Regions from separate parts of the Homo sapiens genome. Here regions 1 and 3 are each linked to region 2. A link is a contact called in ENCODE Hi-C or POLR2A ChIA-PET data. All regions are on one chromosome and are shown on one strand. Each heading gives the region's core, a stretch centred on a gene start or an enhancer-like site at or near the end of the contact. The rest is flanking DNA. Distances are from core to core; before and after follow the strand shown. Region 1 holds the start of AFG1L (AFG1 like ATPase). Region 2 holds the start of PDSS2 (decaprenyl diphosphate synthase subunit 2). Region 3 holds the start of RTN4IP1 (reticulon 4 interacting protein 1).

Region 1 (3,771 bases), core at 167-2,666, 840 kb after region 2:
CTCTTTTCTTTTTTTGAGACAGAGTCTCGCTCAGCTGCCCAGGCTGGAGTGCAGTGGCACGATCTCGACTCACTGCAGCCACCCTCTCCCGGATTCAAGCGATTCTCCCTGCCTCCGCCTCCCAAGTAGCTGGGATTATAGGCACCTGCCATCATGCCGGCTAATTTTTGTATTTTAGTAGAGACAGGGTTTCACCATGTTGGCTAGGCTGGTCTTGAACTCCTGACCTCAGGTGATACGCCTGCCTCAGCCTCCTAAAGTGCTAGGATTACAGGCGTGAGCCACCGCGCCGGGCCTTCTCTTTTTTTTTTTTTTTTTGTTTTTTTTTTGTTTTTTTGAGACAGGGACTCACTCTGTCTCCCAGGCAGGAGTGCAGTGGCACAATCCCAGCTCACTACAGCCTCCACCTCCTGGACGCAACCCCCACCTCGGCCTCCCTAGTAACTAGGACTACAGGGCACAGGCCACCATGCCCAGTTTTGTATTTTTTGCAGAGACAGGATCTCGCTATGTTGCCCAGACTGGTCTCAAACTCCCGGGCTCAAGCGATTCTCCTGCCTGGGCCTCCCAGGCATGAGCCACCTAGCCCGGCCTGTATTATCTTTTCTGGAATTCATCTCGCTTACTGGATTGCCAGCCTCTTCTGGACAGCAATTTGTACTCCTAATTCGCTTATTATAGTATGTCAAAGCATTTATTGTTTAATCAAATTAGGGCAGATCAATGAGAAGTTACCCTTCGGATACACTGTCCCATGACTTCTCCGTCCACCGACAGTCCTTCTTAGGCCCTTGGCTTTCCCATGCCACTTATACAATCTTTCAAAACATTTGAGTGCGTACCATTTATATTATTCAAATACGAAAAGGGAAAGCGGTAGGCGCACATTTCAGGTACTCGTCAAAGATGAGTTGGACGCTGGAGATAAAATAAAAAATGGGCCTACCATTTAGGGAGGTGTGACGAAGTGACACCACTCTTCCGTTAAAACCCGAGGGCCCATTGGGTCACCTCCATTTTATTCAGGTTTCGGAATCTCGGTCATGTGAGCTAACTTAAAAGGCTCAAGAGTGGTTACCTGCCTACCCGTCATAATCACTTCCCAATTCCTTGAAAACTTCGGGTTCCTCGGCCGGCCGCCAGCGCCGGGCGGAGAATCGCCCTCCCTCCCACTGCCCAGACTGGAGCTGCCTGTTCCGTTCCACCCCGCCCCACCCCACTGCATGCTGGGAGTCGTAGTCCCGGCTGGCAGCGTCCGGAAGGACGGGAGGGCACGGGAGTGCAGCCCGCCCATGTGGCTACTGGAGGTCACGTTCCCTAACTGATCCCTTGGTTCTCTCGGGTGGAGCCTTCAGCGTGCACGGCGGGGTTTGACTTTGCCACCGTCTCTCTTCTGGGTTCCAATAAAGTTTTCCTCTTCCTCTCCTCGTACGGAGTTCAAGATGGCGGCCTCCTGGTCGCTCTTGGTTACCCTGCGCCCCTTAGCACAGAGCCCGCTGAGAGGGAGATGTGTTGGGTGCGGGGCCTGGGCCGCCGCTCTCGCTCCTCTGGCCACCGCCCCTGGGAAGCCCTTTTGGAAAGGTCAGTGACTGTGCCATGAGTAGTCCGAGCCGACTGCATATGACTGGAGAAGCCTCTGGGATTACCCTCCCTGTCCGATCTACCCCAGGTGTCTCCTGCTTTCACGAAGCTGAGGGCTCCTCGAGAGGAGTTTCCATTTCTCTTGACCTTTTATACTGTCTGTGAATGAGCCCTGAGCACTGAGGGAAATGACCCTGAGTGACTTTCATTTTGAGGGTCAGAGGTTGACTCAGAGTTTGTTCCTTCCGGGACGTTTAGAGAGCTGAACCTAGTGGGAGTGCCTGGCTTGAAGAGATGCAGGTGTGGGGTTGGGGCCTGGGGACCCCTACCCTCTGCGTTTTCCAAGCTCTCGGGGCTGGTGACTGACGGGCACTGGAGGAAGAGCCGCGCCTGGGACCTCTGCAGGCCCTGATGTCTCTCGTGATTCTAGGAAGGAAGGTCCACACACATTCTCAGATTGAGGGATCGATTCTTGGTGTTCTTTTCAAGTCACTAGGGGCTTCAGTGGAATTATTTTGTCACCGGGCTTTCTTTCTCCCTGGCTTCCTTCATTCAGTTATATGTTCATGAATGAATGAATGAATGTATATTCTGAGTAACCAAGAGTGCCAGTTTTACTGCTCTATTCATGTATTCGCACTAAACTGCACGATTTTCAAAGGCAAGGACATTGTGTCATTGTTTCCTAAGCACTTAGCGCAATGATTGGTACTTGACGTGCAAATATGATTTTTGAGTGAATGAATGAATGAAATTATTCTCCTTGTCTCCCTCATCCACATACTCGTTTTCCTTTTTCTCAAATCCAAGCAACCCCTGTAATATACCTTAATAGATTGATAGACCTTAATAAGGTATATACCTTAATAGATTATTTATTAATTTAGCTAAAAATATGACAATCTTTGACCCTTATCATCAATGCAGTTGAAATTAATACTAGAACTTTGATTAGGTCACCTTACGTCTTTCTGCAAAGATTAGCATAATGCATTTAGTATAATGGAATAGGCTCCACACACTGCCTGGGGGTAGCCCTGATCTGCTGGAGTAGTCGTTAAAAGTAAATAAATAAATAAAGATATAATGGAATATTCTGGTAGTGTAAGCTGTGGATTATAATATAAATTTTATTTTTCATTTTTGGTAGTCAATAAAAGCAAATGCTATAAATTTCAACAGGTGCAAGAAAGAATATGGCAAAATGTAAGGCTTTTTTCTATCCCTATCCCTTAGCTGCTTAGTTTTTCTCCTCAGAGGCAATCTGTGATACTAGTTTCTTATGTATTCTTCCAGATATATTCTGTGTATGTATAAGCATATACATATATAGATAATGGTATTAAAAAAATAGAAGTAGTAACATGCTGTACACATTGTTTTGTGTATACAGCAGTTAATTCTGTTAATTGTTAATTTCTTTTTAAATTTAGTAGCTTGGAGATCATTCCATATCAATACCATATCAATTTCATATGAATAGAACTGCCTCGTGTTTTAAGTTTTAAAAATAGTATTCCATTCTATGTATATACCATGATTTATGAACATTAAAGATTTAAGGAGCATCATTATAACATATAAAATTCACTGAATGCTTATTCTGTGTCATACAATATACTAAGTACTTTCTACATACATTATCTTATTATTCCTCATTATCCTCATTTTGGAGATCATGAATCCAAGGTTGCTGAAGTTATATGGCTAGTAAGTGTCAGAACTGGATTCAAGTGAAGGCTGTGCTATTAATCTATACTCACACTTTCTCCAATACACAAAATTTAGCCAATTCTGGGTGTGAAGATTTGATGAAAATGCAGTTAGGTTAGAGGTCCATTTAATTGTATCTAAGGACGCTCCCTTCCCCTCTTTATTTTTATTTTGTTTATTTATTTATTTTTTTGAGATAGAGCCTTGCTCTGTCTCCCAGACTGGAGTGCAATGGTACAATCTCGGCTCACTGCAACCTCCACCTCCTGGATTCAAGCAATTCTCCCTGCCTCAGCCTCCCTAGTAGCTGAGATCACAGGCACCCACCACCACGCCTGGCTAGTTTTTGTATTTTTAGTAGAGATGGGGTTTCACCATGTTGGGCAGGCTGGTCTCAAACTCCTGACCTCAGGTGATCCGGAGCCTCGGCCCCCCAAAATGCTGGGATTACAGGCGTGAGCCATGGTGCCCTGCCCC
Region 2 (3,869 bases), core at 351-2,850:
AAATGATTCAGAAAAAAATATATAGAAAGATATATACACGTGAATAGTATATATATCTGTGTGTATATGTATTTAATGTATATATTGACATATATAGACATATCTACGTAGCAGGTGGATCTGATTAAAGAGTATGCAAGTGTGTTCTTTGAACTATATTATTTTTGTAACTTCGCTGTATGTTTAAACTAATTACAATTCAGGTGTGGGGTTTAAGTGGAAGAAAAAAAAAAAACTTTTGGCCGGGCACGGTGGCTCACGCCTGTAATCCCAGCACTTTGGGAGGCCGAGGCGGGTGGATCACGAGGTCAGGAGATTGAGACGATCCTGGCTAACACGGTGAAACCCCGTATCTACTAAAAATACAAAAACAAAATTAGCCGGACGTGGTGGCGGGCACCTGTAGTCCCAGCTACTCCCGCCTGGGCGACAAAGCGAGACTCCGTCTCAAAAAAAAAAAAAAAAAAAACTTTTATAAATCCTAAAGGCAGGTTTCACAGCAGTAGTACAGCATAAGTGATAAACATCCCAAGAAGATAATGACTACTAACGGGATAAATTCCTACTTCAACCCCAAGACATTCGTTGGAAAGAATTATCTACCTTCAGCCTCTCTCTCTCTCCTTGCCTACTTTCTGGAGGTGACCCCCTGAACAGTGCGGGACAGAAAATTAATCTATCCCATTAAAAAAAAAAAAAATTTCTAGGAAGTGACTCAATAAACCTACATCTCCGCTCGATTTCTCCACAAATCACTGAGGCATCTTCATCCTCAACAATTAAGAAGCAAAATCGAGGAAAGCATACAAGTGTTTCAAAGAAAACCACTTATGCACTCAGCTGAGCAAGAACGTTAAGTGGACTAGAGAAGAGACAACACGGAATGTCTAGGAGGAGTGAGTAAAAAGGAAGGACTAAAAAGAGATAAATCAGGAGCCAGTCTGAGAGAGCTAGAATGCGTATGCCCGCCAGAAAAAAAAGTATTCCAATGAGTGCGAGTGTGTCAGCGGGAGAGGGGTAGCTCACCTGGCTGTGGTAAGCAGAGGGTGCTGAGTGCCCACCAGCTTCCGCACCTGCATAGCGATGTTGCTGAGCTCGTCGCTCAGCAGGCAGCGAAGGCTCATGAAGGACGTGGGGTACCCCACGATCTTCTCCGCCTCTGACACTACCTGATTCCAGTGGGCCGGGGACTTGGAGGACCGACCACGCCAAGAGCCCACCGAGGAGATGGTGTCGAGGGACGGGGACCACCACAGGCGACGCGGGGAACCCGAGGCTCCAAGATAACGTGGCAAGTGCAACAGCAGCTGCCGAAAGTTCATGGTTTGAGTCTGGAAGGGTCTGGGACCTGGGGGTATCCAGAAGTGCCGCGGGAAACAAACCAGGGGCAGAGGAGGAACTTACAGTAACTAAAAGGAAGCGGCAATTCTTGACCCTCAGAGTAAGGTGGCTTCCTGGAGCAGTGACCAGAAACGAACTTTAACTGCTGCTTTCTGCAGCCCAGGCTGGGCAAACAACAGTCCCAGCTCAGCACTGCCCCCGGCCACCCGGGGTAGAAACCACAGCCACTGCCTATGTGGAGGACGCCATATTGGAGGCATGGAATGCGGCCTGCCGTAAAGACAGAGGCGGGTTGTTAAGTATACTCTCTACTTTACGGCGTACCCGAGAACGCCCCCGCAGGGGCGGTGCTTTGGAGGTGAACCCGGGTTGGGAGGTTCAGCTCCTCCCACCCCGCCGCTCTGGGCCAGCAAAGGTCGTCAGTGACAGGGATCAGTTGTGGGCGGCGAGTGGTCCCTCTGCACACGGTATCTGGGCCGAGTCTGGATTCATTAGAGTCCCCGGCGCCCAGCACTGAGTGGCATGCATAAGTATTGGTGTCACGAACAACGGTCAGCCCCCGGCTTGCCCGCAAGGAAGGGCGTCGGGCGGAGGCACCAGTTCCTCCCGGAAGCTTTTTGTCGCTATCGCCACCAGCCCCTGGCAGTGGCAGTGGCCGTGGCCGGGCGTGAAGGCGGCCTCTCGGGCTGCATGCCTCCTGGAGCTGGGGCCACGTCTCAGTGGTGGAACGCCTAGTCGGGGCGTGGGGCTGAGCCCTCGTGTCCTCAGGGCCCAACCAGACATAAGGCAGCGTGGTGCGGCGGAAAGGGGTCCCAAGGAAAGTCCTCGGATCCAACTTCGAATTACCGGCCTCCTCGCTGAGCCTTGGGAGAAACAGCGGTGCCTCCTTCCCGCGGGTGCGGAGAGGAAGAATGAAACGTTGCCTACTCCCTGCCTCTTATCTTCCTCTTTATGCCTAGCCTGGAGCTCAACTCCAGGATTGAAGACTATCGCTGACCGGAGTGCTTTTCACGTACTAGTTCATGTATTACTTTATTTAATCCTCAGAACAACCTCATTAAGTAGATAATATTAGTATTCTCCGTGTTTTGTATGAGGAAACTAAGGTGCAGTCGAGTCGCGTAAGTTCCCTAAGACCACACTAGACAGGGATGTGAGCCCAGACAATCTGGTTTCAGAATCCGTATTCTAACCGAAAGATTACACCGTCTAAATAATAGGCTCCCATCCACTCTTTTCTCCTTATTGCTGAGAGGAAACAGTCAATATGATTATCTTTTAAGTAATGCTACCTATTTTTTTTTCAAATGTGCCTAAGATCTTACCTCCTTTCTTATCACCTAAAACAGGTGTTAACCGTTCTTAATAAAGGATATATTATCCATTTTTTACACTCTTAAAAATAGCTTATAAAACTCTCTAAAACTTTCAAAATCCTTCCAAATTCATGGTATTTTATTTTTATTTTTTATTTATTTTTTGAGATGGGTCTTGCTCTGTCACCCAAGCTGGAGTACAGCGGCGCGATTTCAGCTCACTGCAACCTCCGCCTCCCAGTTTCAAGCAATTCTTGTGCCTCAGCCTCCCAAGTGGCTGGGACTACAGGCGCCTGCCACCACGCCCGGCTAACTTTTGTATTTTTAGTAGAGACTGGGTTTCACCATGTTGACCAGGCTGGTCTCAAACTCCTGACCTCGAGTGATCCGCCCACTTCGGCTTCCCAAAGTGCTGGGATTACAGGTGTGAGCTACCAGCTACCATGCCCAGCCTGTCAGTATTTTTTAAATGAGCATCATGCATAATACTGTACCAGCCTCTTGAGCTACAAATAAAGATTGGGACTTAAAGAGTAGTTGTTCACTTTGCAAAACAAGATGATTTTCTCTACAAAAGATTTAGCTTCATACTCTCCCTTTGGCAAGTTTTCCTTGTGATTTAAATTTTTTATTTACAAAAATTCAGTTTAGGTGTAACTTTTCAGGGGCACATTTTATTTAACATGAATTGTGATTATAAGTATCAAACACAGTCTATGCCCTTAAAGTAAGTAAGCTGAAGTTTGAAAATAATTCCTGTGAAAGAGATAAACTCTTGGCAACAAAATTCAGGTCTGTTAGGAGATGAAAATAAATATGGAGAGTGAGATACTTTACCATTCCAGGAGATGAAAATAAATATGGAGAGTGAGATACTTTACCATTCCAAAAAGTTCCAAGGCCAGAGCTTCTGGGTTATCCAAGGTGAAAGAAGTCATGAAAATACAAAGATAGATAGAGACTAATGTGATATATTGTGCACCTGAGGCTGTTTCTTCAGCCTCATGGTACCTTAAGGGTAACTTTTCACGCAATTTCCTCAATAGCAATTCACAGCATGTACTTTAATTTCTCCACAGAAGCCAAGTGCATTATTCTCTGGTCATACTCTATTAACCAAGTTTTTGATTATTCATGGGACTTTGGGTCCCATTTACTTTAAATAATCAGCATTTTCCTTTATACTTACAGTTAAAAGGTTGCATTATACTT
Region 3 (3,507 bases), core at 146-2,645, 830 kb before region 2:
CTAGGAAACAACTATACTTCCGAAGCCTGTGACGGATCTCAGAATACCACAAAGTTCCCTGGACAGAAATTTAGCTACAAACATAGGCAGGGCGCAATGGCTCGTCTGTAATCCCAGCACTTAGGGGGCGGAGGCAGAGGATCGCCTGAGGTCAGGAGTTCGAGACCAGCCTGACCAACATAGTGAAACCCCATCTCTACTAAAAATACAAAAAATTAGCCCGGTGTGGTGGCATGCGCCTGTAATCCCAGCTACTCGGGAGGCTGAGGCAGGAGAAATTGCTTGAACCCAGGATGCGGAGGTTGCAGTGAGCTGAGATCAGGCCACCGCACTCTAGCCTGGGTGACAGAGTGAGACTCAGTCTCAAAAAAAAAAAAGTTAGCTACAGACACAGTTCTCAAGTCTGAACTTACATATTTAAGGACGCATGAAAACAATCAAGCTTATATTTTGTCAATACAAATGGCCAGAAGGATTCCCTGGCCATTGCAATTTCAAAAATTTTGGAAATATTTGCAGAGGTATTGTTAAAAACCTAAATGATTCATTTATGTAAACCAAAGAAGCGTAGTCAATTTTTTAAAACGGCATACCTTATGAAAGTGATTTTTTTAAAAAAGGTAACAATGTCTTTTGAAAACTTACTTCTCATATTAACGTCTATAGGATTTACACTGGCAGCGTGAACTTTGACAATGACTTCATTTGGATAGTGTATGATAGGCATCATCATGTTCTGAGTGAATCGAAGCACTTCATTCTTCCCATATTTATCTATCACCCAAGCAGGCATGACAGTGCTCCTAGGAGAGGTAGTACTAATCCTTCTAACTGAAGGCTTTTGGACAACTTTGCTTCTCCAGAAGCAAACCGCAGTGCATGCATTTCTTCTAAGTACACAAGTCTTCAGAAATTCCATTGTAAACACTGGTTGAACTGCGTGCTCAAATTCAAATACACTTGGACTGGATCAAACTCTCACCCCTGAATTCAGTCAAATTCTGCCAAACCACGGGCTAGTTTCAAAATTAAGCATGCAAAACGGAGCATTCGAAAATGAAGCTAATCTAATGGAGAAACTGAAAGAAGAATACGGAACTGTTATTCCGCTCTTCGCATATGAAATGCTCGAATTAACGTTCCAGTCAGTATTCTGTCCATTCTCCTCCCTCACTTTCACCCCCTCCACTTTAAAAAAAAAAGGGGGGGCGGGGCATTAAAAAGCAGGTGCGCAAACCCCCTAGATCCCTGCCCTGTCCTGGGAGCCCTCGGCGGGACAAGCAGACACCGCTCGCGATCCAACGCCAGAGAATCGAACGCTTGCCGACTGCCGCCGCGACCCTGGCCCGGAATCTCCTTGCCTGCCCGCTCTCCTTAGCCGCCGGGATGGCTTTGCGGCGCCAACCAATCGCCTACAAAGATCATTTCCTCGGGCTGCAATTCAACCAATCCAAGTACTCGGTGTTGAAGGGCTCAGTGACAATTAAAGATGGCTGCGCCCATGTAACATCACTAGCGACCGGTGACCTCTTTTTCCCCCTTGCCTGGCTCCTGTGGTGGCAGGCTGGGCACGAGGACCATGCTGGGCCGGAGCCTCCGAGAAGTGAGTGGAATTGGCCCGCTGAGGCCCCCGGGAGGGCGGAAAGTTTAACGGACTTCGTTGACAAAGAGTCCCTGGGCCTTACCACGCATCTTGGCCCACCTCGCTGCTTCCTCTAGAACTGAGTGGGGGATAAGTACCTTTCGATTCTTCGGGTGTACTCGCCGTACCCATTCAGGAGTTAGGACCTTAGCAGGGAAATCTCTGCACCGCGGATCTGTAGGGTGGTGAAGCGGCTTCTCACCATTAGACATTTGCTCTGGTGTAGGTCGGGATCCGGATGGTCTCGGAGTGGGCTTTGCCAAAGGGGGCTTGCGGGGCCACTTCAGTCTCTCTTCTGTCCCCGACACTTAGCTGCAGTTGTCGCTAAGAAGCCCGGCGAAACTGTAGTTTGCAAAATTCAAATGAGTAATTTTTGGCTTTTTTCAAAGAATTCGTTCTCTAGGATTTACCTACCACTAAGATACCAGTGATTTCCTAACCCGTGTCTCCATGTCCTGGACGTCGTGTTTGAATTCTAGACTGTATTTGTGAATGCTTTCTGGGCAGTTCTTCTAAATGTCACATAAGCACCCTCAAATTCACTTTAATCGGTGTTGAAGTAATCATTGTAACAGGACTTACCTCTCAACCCCCGTCTTAAAAAAGCTCTGGTATTTCTGAATTCTTAATAGACTCTTTTTAATGGCACAACTATTATCTCATTTGCCTTTAGATTCTTCCTCATCTTTCATATCCAATAAATCACTAAGCCCTCTTCATTCTATCTTGCAGATATGGCTGGAATCTGCCCTCTTACGTTATTTCTGCTGTTATAGCTTTAATTCGGGTCTTTTTGCTTCCTGGTTCACGTCACTCAACCTTAGAACTGTCTGCAGGCCCATTGCTATCAGAGTCACATAAAGCACCTGTTGAAACTAAAACTATGCCCCACTCTAGACTTAATTAGAGCTGTGTGGTAAGTTCGGGAGTATGGTTTAATGGAGGCTCCAGGTGATTTCTGGTAAGAAGTAGGCGCTGATGACCTAAACTGCCTTCCATCTTCCTTTTTATTCCACCCTAGAAGTTGTCGTTTTGTTTGTTTCCCAGCTGGCAGCGTGGAATTATAATTATAGATAGCTGTAATATATAATGAGAAATTGAAATCCACAGGCTTTAAATAATAGTTCTTCCCCCAAAATACATTATTATGTTATCATTTTAAATTGCGTCGAATCAAATTTGTTCTTTAAAAAATAAATATGCCCGGCGCGGTGGCTCACGCCTGTAATCCCAGCACTTTGGGAGGCCGAGGCGGGTGGATCACGAGGTCAGGAGATCGAGACCATCCTGGCTAACACGGTGAAACCCCATTTCTACTAAATATACAAAAAATTAGCCGGGCGTAGTGGCGGGCGCCTGTAGTCCCAGCTACTCGGGAGGCTGAGGCAGGAGAATGGCGTGAACCCGGGAGGCGGAGCTTGCAGTGAGCCAAGATCACGCCACTGCACTCCAGCCTGGGCGGCAGAGCAAGACTCCGTCTCAAAAAATAAATAAATAAAATAAAAATAAATAAACAGACAACACCCAAAACTTGTTTTAAAATTAAATACAACCTATAAAAATATGTTATTTCCTTTTTCTGCCTTTTCCACTGTCAATCTAAGTAACAGAAAGAGACTCTAAAGAAAATATTTATTTTGGAGTAGCAATGCAATGGGAATATGTGTAATATTGTAAACTATGTGCCTATTCAAGAAGGTTGAGGCAAGGGATGTTTTTAAAGACAGAATGAGAAGGATTACTTAAATTATTTTGAATCAGTTATCCTTGGCCACAAGGATCAGTCACAAAGGTGGCATCAGTCCAAGGTTGGATGGCCAGTTGCTGGACAGACATTCTTACAGAAGTACTCGTGTGTGTGGAAG

The links. Hi-C counts contacts between places; a loop is a spot of excess contacts on that map. ChIA-PET counts read pairs that join two places held with the same protein, here RNA polymerase II (POLR2A). Pooled maps may share reads with other maps.
Region 1: a loop to region 2 is called in a map of CD8-positive, alpha-beta T cell, with 23 times the contacts of the local background. The contact joins the promoter of AFG1L here to the promoter of PDSS2 in region 2. A Hi-C loop is called at or near these places in 5 of 168 maps with a recorded cell type or tissue (CD4-positive, alpha-beta T cell, CD4-positive, alpha-beta memory T cell, CD8-positive, alpha-beta T cell and 1 more), 1 of 37 single-sample maps with no recorded cell type and 11 of 50 pooled maps. POLR2A ChIA-PET finds 5 or more read pairs at or near these places in 3 of 52 experiments (activated B cell, activated T-cell and activated naive CD4-positive, alpha-beta T cell).
Region 3: a map of CD8-positive, alpha-beta T cell shows a loop between it and region 2 (3-fold over the local background). The contact joins the promoter of RTN4IP1 here to the promoter of PDSS2 in region 2. A Hi-C loop is called at or near these places in 2 of 168 maps with a recorded cell type or tissue (CD8-positive, alpha-beta T cell and naive thymus-derived CD4-positive, alpha-beta T cell) and 13 of 50 pooled maps. POLR2A ChIA-PET finds 5 or more read pairs at or near these places in 1 of 52 experiments (activated CD8-positive, alpha-beta memory T cell).

Annotation. Positions count from the first base shown.
Region 1 is chr6:108,293,638-108,297,408 of GRCh38, forward strand. AFG1L (AFG1 like ATPase) reads left to right here and starts at 1,417. Exons shown (of 13, transcript NM_145315.5): 1 at 1,417-1,581. The coding sequence starts at 1,443. RefSeq lists an enhancer at 1,269-1,758.
Region 2 is chr6:107,457,964-107,461,832 of GRCh38, forward strand. It overlaps PDSS2 (decaprenyl diphosphate synthase subunit 2), which reads right to left and starts at 1,601. Exons shown (of 8, transcript NM_020381.4): 1 at 1,027-1,601. The coding sequence starts at 1,322. RefSeq lists enhancers at 1,472-1,921, 1,642-2,563.
Region 3 is chr6:106,628,103-106,631,609 of GRCh38, forward strand. RTN4IP1 (reticulon 4 interacting protein 1) reads right to left here and starts at 1,396. Exons shown (of 9, transcript NM_032730.5): 1 at 646-1,396. The coding sequence starts at 919. QRSL1 (glutaminyl-tRNA amidotransferase subunit QRSL1) reads left to right here and starts at 1,476. Exons shown (of 11, transcript NM_018292.5): 1 at 1,476-1,603. The coding sequence starts at 1,580. RefSeq lists enhancers at 1,478-1,617, 1,648-1,707.